2 separate regions of the Homo sapiens genome follow, and region 1 is linked to region 2. Evidence: chromatin contacts called from ENCODE Hi-C or POLR2A ChIA-PET data. All regions are on one chromosome and are shown on one strand. The core of a region is the stretch at or near the end of the contact, and the rest is flanking DNA. Distances in the headings are between cores, read along the strand shown.

Region 1 (5,609 bases), core at 1,357-3,856, 130 kb before region 2:
AGGCATGTAATGTTTATAATCCAACTGGATAACAAATTGAAGAAAACTGCAATGACAAAGATCTAGAACAAATTGCTAATTAATCACAGTATCTTTCCCACTGAGCCTAGGTGTGACCTCAAAATCCTTCTCCACACAAGCACTCCATTCAGCACCCAAAAGACTGTCCTCACCAGGTGAGGTGAGGTGCTTTGTGCAGTCCACAATAGGCACTCTTCTGAGCGCATGCCCAGCTACTTCCAGTGCCCTCCCACTACTGCTCCTACCAAGCTCCTTTGACTTCCACCTTCGCCTCCAAATCACTAGGTATTCCCAAAAAGAAGGGAGCCACTAAGAACCTAGTCACACTGGCTGAACACTCTTGTCAACTCACCTTTGCCAATCTTTTTAAAAGTCCGAATTCTAGGGAAAGAGGAAACACCTATACCCTTGCTTTAATCCATATCAAGCACACATCTATTTTAAATACTAATGGATGACCATTATGTTATCCTTAGACACCTAGTACATTCCTATTAACAAAGGCAATGCATGGTGTCCCTGGGCTTAAATCAATACACAAACGCGCCAACAAGTTTTTTACACACACAAACACAAACACAAACATAAACACAGCTTCTCATGTACTGTGAGAGGCTGCATCCCTAACCAAGTTGGCCATCTGGGAAACGAATGCCTTTGTGGTGGCATTGTGAATTGCCTCCACTCTTCTGGAAAGCAATCTGCCAATACGTTTTAGAAGCCATAAAAATGTTCATACTCTTTGACCCAGTAATGCCATGTCTGAGACTCTATCATAAGAGACTAATTCAAAATATGAAAATAGCTACATGTACAAATGTATACCTTTAACTGTTATTAGTAACTGTAAAAAGTTGGAAGTAACGCACATGTCAACAACAGAGTTAAATAATTAATGATGTGGCATCACAACAGAATATGATACAGCCATTCAAATGGTAACTATGGGGATTATACAGTGATAAGGGGAAACGCACATACAAAACAACTGATACAACTATGAAAAGCCACTGAACAATTGTTTAAAAACTGATTACCATGTTTTAGGGTGGTAAATGTGGGTGCTTTCCCTTCTTTATTTCTAAGCTTTTTGTAATACTGCTATGATGCCTCTATAATTAAAAGATAATCTTTTATTTAAAAATGATATGCATGCTTTGATCTCAAGGATACAGAGCCACACCAGACCATGCAGCCTGCTATGTTACTCAGGGAGGAAGAGGGACCATTAGCATTCTACGGACGCACAGGCATCATGGGCTGAGCCACACAGAGCAGTCCACGGAGAGCCACCTGGAGGTGTTGCGTACTTGGTCAATGATTGCCAAAAAATGAGCAGTGTCCATCTGCTAACCCCAGTCAATTCCCCTCATTACGAGCATCCCGAGGCAGAGAATTCCCCGGGCGCACTTCACATACTGTCAGCTTAGTTATCCATTTAAAAAATTTATTTGAGGTCACATGGGGCTGTACAATCATTTGGTTAAAGTCACAAGCCCAGATTTTCACATTGGGAGCAATGAGAAATGTCTGTGGCAAGAAATGCAATAATCACAAAGATGGAGGAAGGCAAGCAGAAGCAACTTTTCACTTTCAGAGAAGCAGGGGGCTTGGGGAGCAGCCAGCGTGGCCGCAAACACATTTGTCTAAGAAACAGAGTCGTGGGGAGGGCAGGCTCAGAGGGAGGGCAGGAGCGGCTCTCCCGAGCTGACACAAGGATGAAGACACAGGAGGTAAAGGTGTGCGCTCAGCCCTAACAAGCCTCAACCAGCAGATGGCAACCGACTTCACCTTGGGGCCATTTAGCCCCACGTGCAGCTTCAGCCCTGTGCCAGTCCAGGCACCAGTCCCACTCAGGAAAATCTCAGAGATCTCCAGTCCAGCTTCAACCAGTCAGTCCCAGGTGCTGCTCTTGCATTCTTGCCCTTCATCTCTATGTCCAGGCACCTCTTTATACCCTAGTGTCAATGCTCAAGTTCTTTTCTCTCCTCTATACCTTCACTTCCCCACTGAGTCCCTGCCAGGGAAGCAGCAGGGCAAAGAAGCTTCACATACAGGTTGTGAAATCAGACGGCACTGACTTAAAATTCAAGTTAAGCTACTCTTCTCCCTGTATGATCTTGGGAGAATTACTCTCTTGAACTTCGGTTTCCTTCTCTAAAAGATTTGTACCTGCACCACAGGATCATTATAAGGGTCAAATGAAACAACAAATGTAAACCCCAGTATCTGACACTTATGAATGCTTAATAAAAGTTTGCTATATTTACTCTCGTTCCTCAGCAGCTGGCACCCTGTGTGTCTTCTTCCTCCACTAACCCTGTCCATCGAACATGAACCACACAGTCCCGCTCTCTGTTGCTCAGCCCTCCTTATGCTGATCTCAGTCCTGAACTCAGCGTGCCTTCTGGAACCACTCCACTGCCCAAACCAAAACACTCTCATTTCTGCACCGTGAGCCGACTCTCCCTGCCAACAGTTATAGCCCCCCACACAGTCAGGAAGTGCACAGTAATTTCATACCTTGGTACCGAAGCCACACTGCCTGGTTCACAGCCCTGCTCTTTCACTCATTAGTTCATGTGACTTTGCTCAAGCTACTTAACTTCTCTGTGCCTCATCTCCCCATCTGTAAAAGATAGTAATAGTGTCCACCTCCTAAGATTGAGGAGAGGATTCAGTGTGCAAGTAAAGCTCTGAGAACTGTGCTAGCACATAATAACCAGGCACATTTTTTTTTAACTTCAACTCCCCAAGGCCAGAGGTACTTGATTAGCCTATGTCATCCCATGTCATCCGATAACCCAAGCAGCTTTGCGACTCTCTGACACAAGGGAGATGTAATCTCTCTGGACAGCAAAGCCTTGCTATCTACCACGTGGTGCACAGACCGACATGGGCACTGCCTGGAAGCCTGTTAGAATCTCAGTCCCCACCAAGCCCTACTGAAATAAAATCTGAATCTTAACATGTTTTGCAGACAGAAGTCACCTAGAGGTCTTGTTAAACAACACAACAACACAGGTTTGGATGGCGCCTGAGATTCTGCTGTTCCTAGGACCAAACTTAGGGGAGCAGAGCTCTAGAGGAAAGTTCTGAAGTAGAAGTGTTCCAATATGTGGGAAGACTGTCACCTGGAGTCTGTAAGTGACAAAGAGGGTAGGTGGGCATGACTGGTAACTGGAAAAGTGCATGGCTAAGAAGATAAATGACCAACAACATAAGGAGCTCCTTGTAAGTTCTTAAGAGGGTAGGGACCAAGTCTTCTTAATCTGTTTTATTGAGTGAATTCCCAACATGAAGGATGGTTCACCAAAATCATCTGACATAACCCTTACTTGTGTGGGGTCCACCAATTTAGCCCCATTTTCTTTGTGTGTGTGTGTGTGTGTGTGTGTGTGTGTGTGTGTGTGTGTGTATGTGTGTGTGAGATAGCATCTTACTCTGTCACCCAGCAGGCTGGACTCATTTTCAATAAAACTAGAATGTTAGTTTAAAAAAAAATTGTTTGATATTAGTTGCCACTCCGCAACCCACCCTAATATATTAAACTGCACACTTTCTGCATGGAGACAATGCAAACTGCTCTTGATAGAAGGGAATGATTTCACAATTGCTTCCCTTAGAAATGATTTTGGCTTTGATCCAGGAGATGGGGTAGGTGGGTTGGAGATAAGAATGGGGCTGGCAGAACACCTTCTGCAAAACAGTGGGCTAGGCTTTGAAAGAGAACTTGCCGTTACTTTGCTGCCATCTTCTTTGTTCTTTTAGAGACAGGGTCTCATTCTATCACCCAGGCTACAGTACAGTGGCACGATCACAGCTCACTGCAGCCTCAAACTCCTAGGCTCAAAGGATCCTCCTGCCTCAGGCTCCCAAGCAGCTGGGACTACAGGTGCATGCCACTATGCCCAAACTTTGCTACCATCTTATTTCAAACTCCCAGGATGTTGCAAACTAAGTTAAGGCATCAGAAAAGTAAGTGCCTCATTTCTATAACCCTTGACCTTTTTCTTAGTGACATAGGTAACTAACCAGACCCTGGAGGTCAACAACCAGAGAATAATAATTATAGAGAAGAAAAATAAAAGACTACAGACTAGAAAAAAATCATACCAATTGATCCAAGAGCCCCCCAAACACTCCCTCCCACCCCCAGTAAGCACAGCCTTCATTTTCTAGGACTTCAGAAATAACCAGATGTGGCTGGGCATGGTGACTCACGCCTGTAATCCCAACACTTTGGGAAGCCAAGGCAGGCAGATTGAGACCAGCCTGGGCAACATGGCAAGACCCCATCTCTACAAAACACAGCAAGACCCCATGTTTACAACATGGCAAGACCCCATCTCTACAAAAAAAAATTTTTTAAATAAAAAAAATTAGCCAGGTATAAGTAGCACATGACTATAGTCCCAGCAACTTGGGAGGCTGAGGCAGAAGGGTAGCTTGAGCCTGGGAGATGAAGGCTGCACTAAGCTATGATGGCATCACTGCACTCCAGCCTAGGCAACAGAGCAAGACCCTGTCTCAAAAAAAAAGAAAGAAAGAAAGAAAAAGGAAATGACCAGATGCCCATGACTGTTATCTAAGCAATCTGTCTCTCTCATCCAACAGTGTCCCCTGCCCCACCCACCATCTCCACACAGACACCTGTCACCTCAGTAATTAACTAAGGGGAAAAATCTGCATAAAAGTGAGAAGAGAGCTACATTCCCAGTCCCCACAACCGTCATGAAATTATCTAAATGTGAATGCCATATCAAACCCAAATGTGCTTCTCTTTGAAAAAAAACAAAATAAGGATCACCATCAGATGTCCCTTCCAAGTCAAAGGTCAGGAAGAATTTCCACTATGTCACTCTGAATCAGCAGCTGTGTATGACTATAAACAGACATAACATTTGGACATGCTTATGTTATATATACTTACATGTACACACAGAGACACATATGTCTCTGTTCTACCTATATCAAAAAAGGTTTTGGAGCAGGTAAGAAGTTCTTGTCCTCAACCACCAGAGTAATCCAATCATTTTCTGCCCTCAGTGAGGGCTCTAAGAGATACACAGCAGGAAATCTACCAGGGATCCTACATCCTTTCTCTAACTACTCACAGAGTCCTCATAGATAAATAAAATCATAGGTAAATAAAAAACAAAAAATGAAAACATTTTTAAATTTGACATCTAAACTTTCTGCTCCAACTACTGACAGAGCTCTCATATATAAATAAAAAAGGCAAATATTTAAAATTTTATATCTAATCTTTTTTTAATAGATAAAGGAATTTATTATGGAAATTGGCTTATGTGACTATCGAGACTGAGAAGTCCTATAATCTGTAAACTGGAAAACTAGCAAAAAGGATGAGTTCATGTCCTTTAGCTGGAAACCATCATTCTCAGCAAACTATCACAAGGACAGAAAACCAAACACCGCATGTTCTCACTCATAGGTGGGAAATGAACAATGAGATCACTTGGATACAGGGTGGGGAACATCACACAACAGGGCTTCTTGGAGGGTGGGGGGCTGGGGGAGGGATAGCATTAGGAGACATACACAATGTAAATGACGAGTTGATG
Region 2 (5,669 bases), core at 825-3,324:
AGGGGATCTATTGAGATATTTTCAAACAGTCAACAATCCTAATCAAAATGTGTGCTACTGAAATAAGTTATTTGGAGTATTAAAACAAGTATCTTCCTGTGGACAACACTACTCATTTGTAATTATGTGATGGGAAGCTTGGGGAAATGTACAGGAGCTTTCAGAACTTATACTTCTGCCTCATGCCATTGTAGATGAAATTATATACTCACACTTTTAGAAATCTGAGATACACATTCACCAAAACTTTTAACCACTGTGAAAGAAACAGATAATCAGCTGTCATTATCCTTGTGTTCAAGATGAAGACCGAAACTTCATTTTCAAAGGTAACTCTGTCAGATCATAACATAAGCACACTTCCTTCAGTGCTTCAGGCCTCAGTAACAGCCAAGACTTATTTCTAAACCACACTGCTCATCAGGGTGCAGTCTATGAAAACTGCCCAGGAAACCTCCTTCCCATTGGTTCCTGAGGAGGGGAGGAACGGACAGCAGACAGGTGAGTACTCAATTTGATTATCTCAGGTAAAGCTTAGAACCCAGCAAAGGCTAACAGACAGTATCACTGGTAGCACCAAAGAAGCCATTTCAGATAATTTCTTAGTATTCCGTAGGCCTTAGTATACCAACAATCTGTTTCTACCACCTTAAAATTTAATAGCGTAGGCCAGGCACGGTGGCTCATGCCTGTAATCCCAGCACTTTGGGAGGCTGAGGCGGGTGGATCATGAGGTCAGGAGTTCAAGACCAGCCTGGCTAATATGGTGAAACCCCATCTCTACTAAAAATACAAAAATTAGCCAGGCATGGTGGCACATGCTTGTAGTCCCAGCCACTTGGGAGGCTGAGGCAGAAGTATAGTTTGAACCCGGGAGGCAGAGGTTACAGTGAGCTGAGATCACGCCACTGCACTCCAGCCTGGGCAATAGAGCGAGACTCTGTCTCAAAAAAAAAAAAAAATTAATAGCGTAATACAACCACCATTTTTGTTATAACTCACAGATTATCTGGGCCGGGAATGCTGATAGTGCACATGCTATCAGCCATAGCTGGGAAGACTGTAACACTGGGTGTACTCAAATGGCTGGGGTTTGGAATCACCCGGAGACAGGTCTGGTGCCTAGGCCAGGATCAGCAGCAGCTGTAGAGCAGAATGTCTGTGTGGCCGGGGCTTCCTCACATCGTGGTAGCCTCAGAGCAGTGCGACTTCCTACTTGGTGGGCAGAACTGCAGAGGAGAGTGTTCTGGAGGACAGAGCAGAGCTGTGTGGCCTTTTGTGAAACAGCCTTGGAAATATGTAGTTTCATTTCTGCCATATTTTTTTGGTCAAAGGAGTCACAGGCTCAGATTCAAAGTGTGGGAACATAGACCCCCGATTCTCAATGGCAGGGGTGTCACAAAATGTGTGACCCTGTTTTAAAACCACCACAGGCCCCCTCTCCTTAGTATTCCACTGGCCCTTTATCCTGGAAACCTCAGGAAATGGTTTTTCCTGATTTTCTTCTTTAATTCTCCTCTCCCATCCCTTCCTCAATCCAGTTCAAGGATAAGGGCCTAGAACTCCACCTGTGTCCTATTCCCTCTTGAATCCACAGGTCGAGCAGGAAAGTGAAGGATGAGGCTGGCATGTGTAGAAGTGCCAGTGGAGGGCGCTGTGGCTGACTAGAAGGCCTCTACGTTTTAAAGGACAGCTGTTCCAAACGGAGGTGGGAATGAAGTCCTTGTGTTTCCAGATTTCCCATTTTAATGTGAAATTAGATATTGAAATATTGCTTCATAATGTTTTAAAAGCATACCATGAGATCTGGGTTTATGCTCTTGTCTATGCACTGGCTCTGAGCCCCTCTTTGAAAGACCCAGAACTCATAAAACAAGGCATTATTTAAGATTGCACATTTATGTTTATCCCCAGAAATTTCCACATTGGGGTCTGGAATGCCATTGCTTCTTTAAATACTACTTACTTTAAATCATATTTGCAAAGAATTCTTGTAACTGAGAATCTAGGCGCTCAATAAATAGACCGCATCCTTCCTTCATCTGCACATGAATGGCAGCATTTTGTGCATTAATTACGTGTGTGATGTGTCTAAGCTGAATTGGCTGAGGAGCAGAACTTTAATGATTAGCTGTATAAAACTGAAAGAGAGCTTCAATTTTGACGTTAAGCCTTGCTTATCTTTTATATTCTCAGCCTTTCTCGACGTTTGTTAGAATTTAAACTTGTCCTAAGCATGACAACATCTGTTCAAAAGAGAGGGGGGATAATATATGTTTATATATACACACCTTAATTTAGTATTGGGGACCTTCCAGTTACCAATTATAAGTGTAAAGACTAAATAAAAGTTATAGAAAATTAGACAAAATAAACAGTGACCAAGAGAAGATTTAAGAAATCTGAAGCTAAAGATTTATTTTTCTGCCTGCCCTCCTTGAAGTAACCATTAAGTTTATAAATAGCCTCCTTCCTCTGAGAAGAAAGGTCCTAGTGACACCAAACAGGATGCGACGCGCTGAGTACTCTCCCCTTTCATTTTGAAACTCGAGCTTTTGTGAAGACTATCATTGTGCATCCGTCTGTCTCTCCTCATTACCACTTCTGGTTGGAGCCGGAAGCAGGACAGATGCATATAGTCCTCATTTCAACCACAGGAATTGACTTTAAAGGTGACACTGTCCTTAGTAACACAGCTGATGCCCTGTAGGGGTAAAATTAGTTGTGTTTTCTCTGTGCAGGTGAAATTTTAATGAATTTTTTGATACTCTGTAGAGCATTCACTGCAAAATGCGTTGTAAGCTCTAAACACCAACAGCTGATTGTGAAAGACTCTTTATTTTTTCTTTGCCCTAACTTAAAAAAAAACAGAGAATGTTTCCAGAGAATCTACTAAGGAAAACATCAGGTCTGACAACAAAAGAGAACTGAGAGAGCGAAGAGGAGGCAGCTTTCTGCACTTTGCACACTGGGTTGCAGTTCTCACAGAATCCTGGGGCTCAGGACAAAATGGAAGCTTCCTCCTTGGACCTGCATTTACCCCAGGCCTCGAAACAAAGCCCCCCAGTCTATAGTTTCCAGTGTCACTTCACAGATCTTTTCATACCACAGCAACCCATACTGCCAGGAATCTGCCTGTTGTCTCCAGCACAGCTTCCTATTGAAAGCAACTCTATGTCTAACCTGCCTTAAAGCAGGTTACGGCTATATTTTAAAACCCACCGCATTAATTCAGGACATATCTTTTTATCAAATGGATTTCTCTTCTGCATACATATTTAAACATGAGCCGTACACTCAGAGCAATGGACTGTTTTATGAAAGGTGATTAGCATATAGTACTCAATCAAAGAATTTGTAAATGAAAAAAGTTGAAAATATGAAATATTGATCACTGGGGTACTCATTAACTGTTCAAAAGCATAATTTAGTTGAATTTCAAATGTGTTAATGTAGGATATCATTCATAGAAAAGAAAAGGATTGTAATTTTACACATCATGTTTAACTTTTTAAAGTGTGGCATCTTTAATGCAGGTATTTGTTCTTAGAACTCTTATTGTATGACTGATTCAGACTTCGTGATTCATTAGCCCTACAAATCTCGAGAACATACATGAATGTGCTCATACAGAGGTTAGAAACTTGGGCTAGCTCAAGGGTAGCCTAAGAGAATATTGGAGACAGAAGGTTCTCATTCCTTGAGCAGTGCTCAGAGCATAGCTCCATGTATAGTGAGCATAACAGCGTTGATGTGTCTGATTGGTGTGTTGGTATTAACAAACATGTAATGGCACAGAGGACAGGAAATTTCATTACATCTCTGGCAAATTCATATTGAAAGAAAGAAGGACAGATGGTTGAAAACAGCCATAAAATATTCTATTACATGTCTGCAGAAGTCATTAGCAGTTAAAGAGATGTTATTAATGGATCAGATTCACTTGGGGAGTCATGTTTCTATAATGCACATTAAAGCAATGATACTTCCGGTATTTTTAATGCAGTCAGGGCCAAAGACAAACCTGTCTTTCTGAATAATTAGAAAATGGATTTATTGGCAGTGAAGAAGCTGCTCTTCAGCTTGACTCCAGATCATTTGGGGAGGTTGTTTTTATCATCTAATGTGAAAGAGTAGAATGTAACTGGCTGCTAGCCCTATAGGTCACTGAAATAATGCCATATTGCTTTATTAGTATTTTGGGGGAGAAAGGAAGGAATAAAATTAGTATTTCTGAAAATCATCAAGGAATAATTTTAGTCTCTCAAGTGCCTTAACGTGTCTCTTTAGAATTAATGCAAACATCAGGGTTTTGACTTTGTGAGCATGAGAATGATTTTTGGTGCGTGTTTCTGTCTGTGTGATAAACAAAACAGTGTCTGTGAGATGCTGGGGAGCCCTTTGGACCAGGTGCAGTCATTTGTGTGGTCCTCCCTTTGCAGAGAGGAACTTTCAGCCCCACAGGTCCAGGATGTGAGAACACGAGATGCTCAGTCCCTGGGAGGAGAGCTTTCCTTAGGGCATCTCACATTTCAAAGCAGGGTAGGGTCGGGGCAGCTTAGTGACGCTAGCATCAAAGCAAAAGGAAGGGAGGTGCTCGTGAAACTGTGGTCATCGTTCCTGGACAGTCCAGAGCTTCCTCTCCCTCGAAAGTATTTGGAAATGCACCGACAAATCCTCCCTCCTCAGCTCCTTTTTTTGGGCCTTCTGAGAATTGTTGCCGCTCAGGTGATGCTCTTCCGTGCTGTGCAGCTCGTGTTACAGCGTGCTTTCCCAGCATGTTGGAACACACGGTGTGCAGCAAATCCTCACTTGCCTCCTTTTAGATCAGCTGCCACCCTAGGGTTTCCGGGTAGGCCTGTCGTCAGGTGGTTAGTATGTCTCCAGAGCACCTTTCAGGGATGGTGAAGGGTTCCTGAATGCAGCCTGTGAGGCTTGTGGGTGTTGACTCTTTGCATTCTGTAGCCAGGAGAGCTTTCCCTAAAGGACACGACCCAGAGCTCCACATAAAGACTGCAGTCCTGTCCATGACCCTCTATTGCCATGTGGGTGTCACTGTTATGTTTATGGACTCTCTTCCAATGGAGTGGTGATTTACAGTGTTCTGTCCTAGAAATTGATGAACTCTGAGTAGGTTTTCCCCCATTCATAATTCTTCCCGTATCCCTTCAACCTAAAAATCATGATAAAAAACAATTTAAAGATGCTGTATAAATCTGCCATGTTTGATAAAACAGGGGAAATCTCATCACCTACAATGACAGTGGTGTAAAAGCCCTGCATTTTGTATACTTTTGCTTCATGAGGGTTTTCGCCACAGAAAGAGGTGCTTTGTCAGCACGTTAGACTCTTAAAATGTTTATACGGTTGGTTAACAAGCACCAGCAAAATGGTAACAACTGCTTATCGATTCTTATATCGAGTACGGGAAAAATTTAAACTCCCTGATTTATTTCTGCTTATAAAAATATTTCCTGGCTTTCTTTTAGCCTTCACTGTTTCTCCCCCCACCACTTCCCCTAACACACACACCAGGAATCATTTATTTTTGTTTGATGTTGGTGTGTCTTTCTCAGGCAAGAGGTATAAACTGGAGGCCAGAATAGGTCTTCCAAATGTTAGATGCTGAATGGCTTTAGTGATTCACAGTTGTAAACATAGGAGCTGGA

What was found. A loop is a pair of places that touch in the nucleus more often than their neighbours do. ChIA-PET counts read pairs that join two places held with the same protein, here RNA polymerase II (POLR2A). Pooled maps may share reads with other maps.
Region 1: a loop to region 2 is called in a map with no recorded cell type, with 8 times the contacts of the local background. The contact joins two enhancer-like sites. A Hi-C loop is called at or near these places in 10 of 37 single-sample maps with no recorded cell type and 11 of 50 pooled maps. POLR2A ChIA-PET finds 5 or more read pairs at or near these places in 5 of 52 experiments (WTC11, activated CD4-positive, alpha-beta T cell, activated CD4-positive, alpha-beta memory T cell and 1 more).

What each region holds. Positions count from the first base shown.
Region 1 is chr6:5,299,633-5,305,241 of GRCh38, reverse strand. The region is part of intron 1 of FARS2 (phenylalanyl-tRNA synthetase 2, mitochondrial); the gene reads right to left. Among named protein-coding and RNA genes, the nearest start is that of FARS2, 41 kb to the right of the region's middle. RefSeq lists enhancers at 2,712-3,006, 2,956-3,015. Within about 2 kb of position 2,606, at least 4 of the 41 ENCODE cell types and tissues checked have a DNase peak (open chromatin) inside an H3K27ac peak, as active enhancers do.
Region 2 is chr6:5,171,361-5,177,029 of GRCh38, reverse strand. The region is part of intron 2 of LYRM4 (LYR motif containing 4); the gene reads left to right. The region is part of intron 3 of LYRM4-AS1 (LYRM4 antisense RNA 1); the gene reads right to left. Among named protein-coding and RNA genes, the nearest start is that of MIR3691, 26 kb to the right of the region's middle. Within about 2 kb of position 2,074, at least 9 of the 41 ENCODE cell types and tissues checked have a DNase peak (open chromatin) inside an H3K27ac peak, as active enhancers do.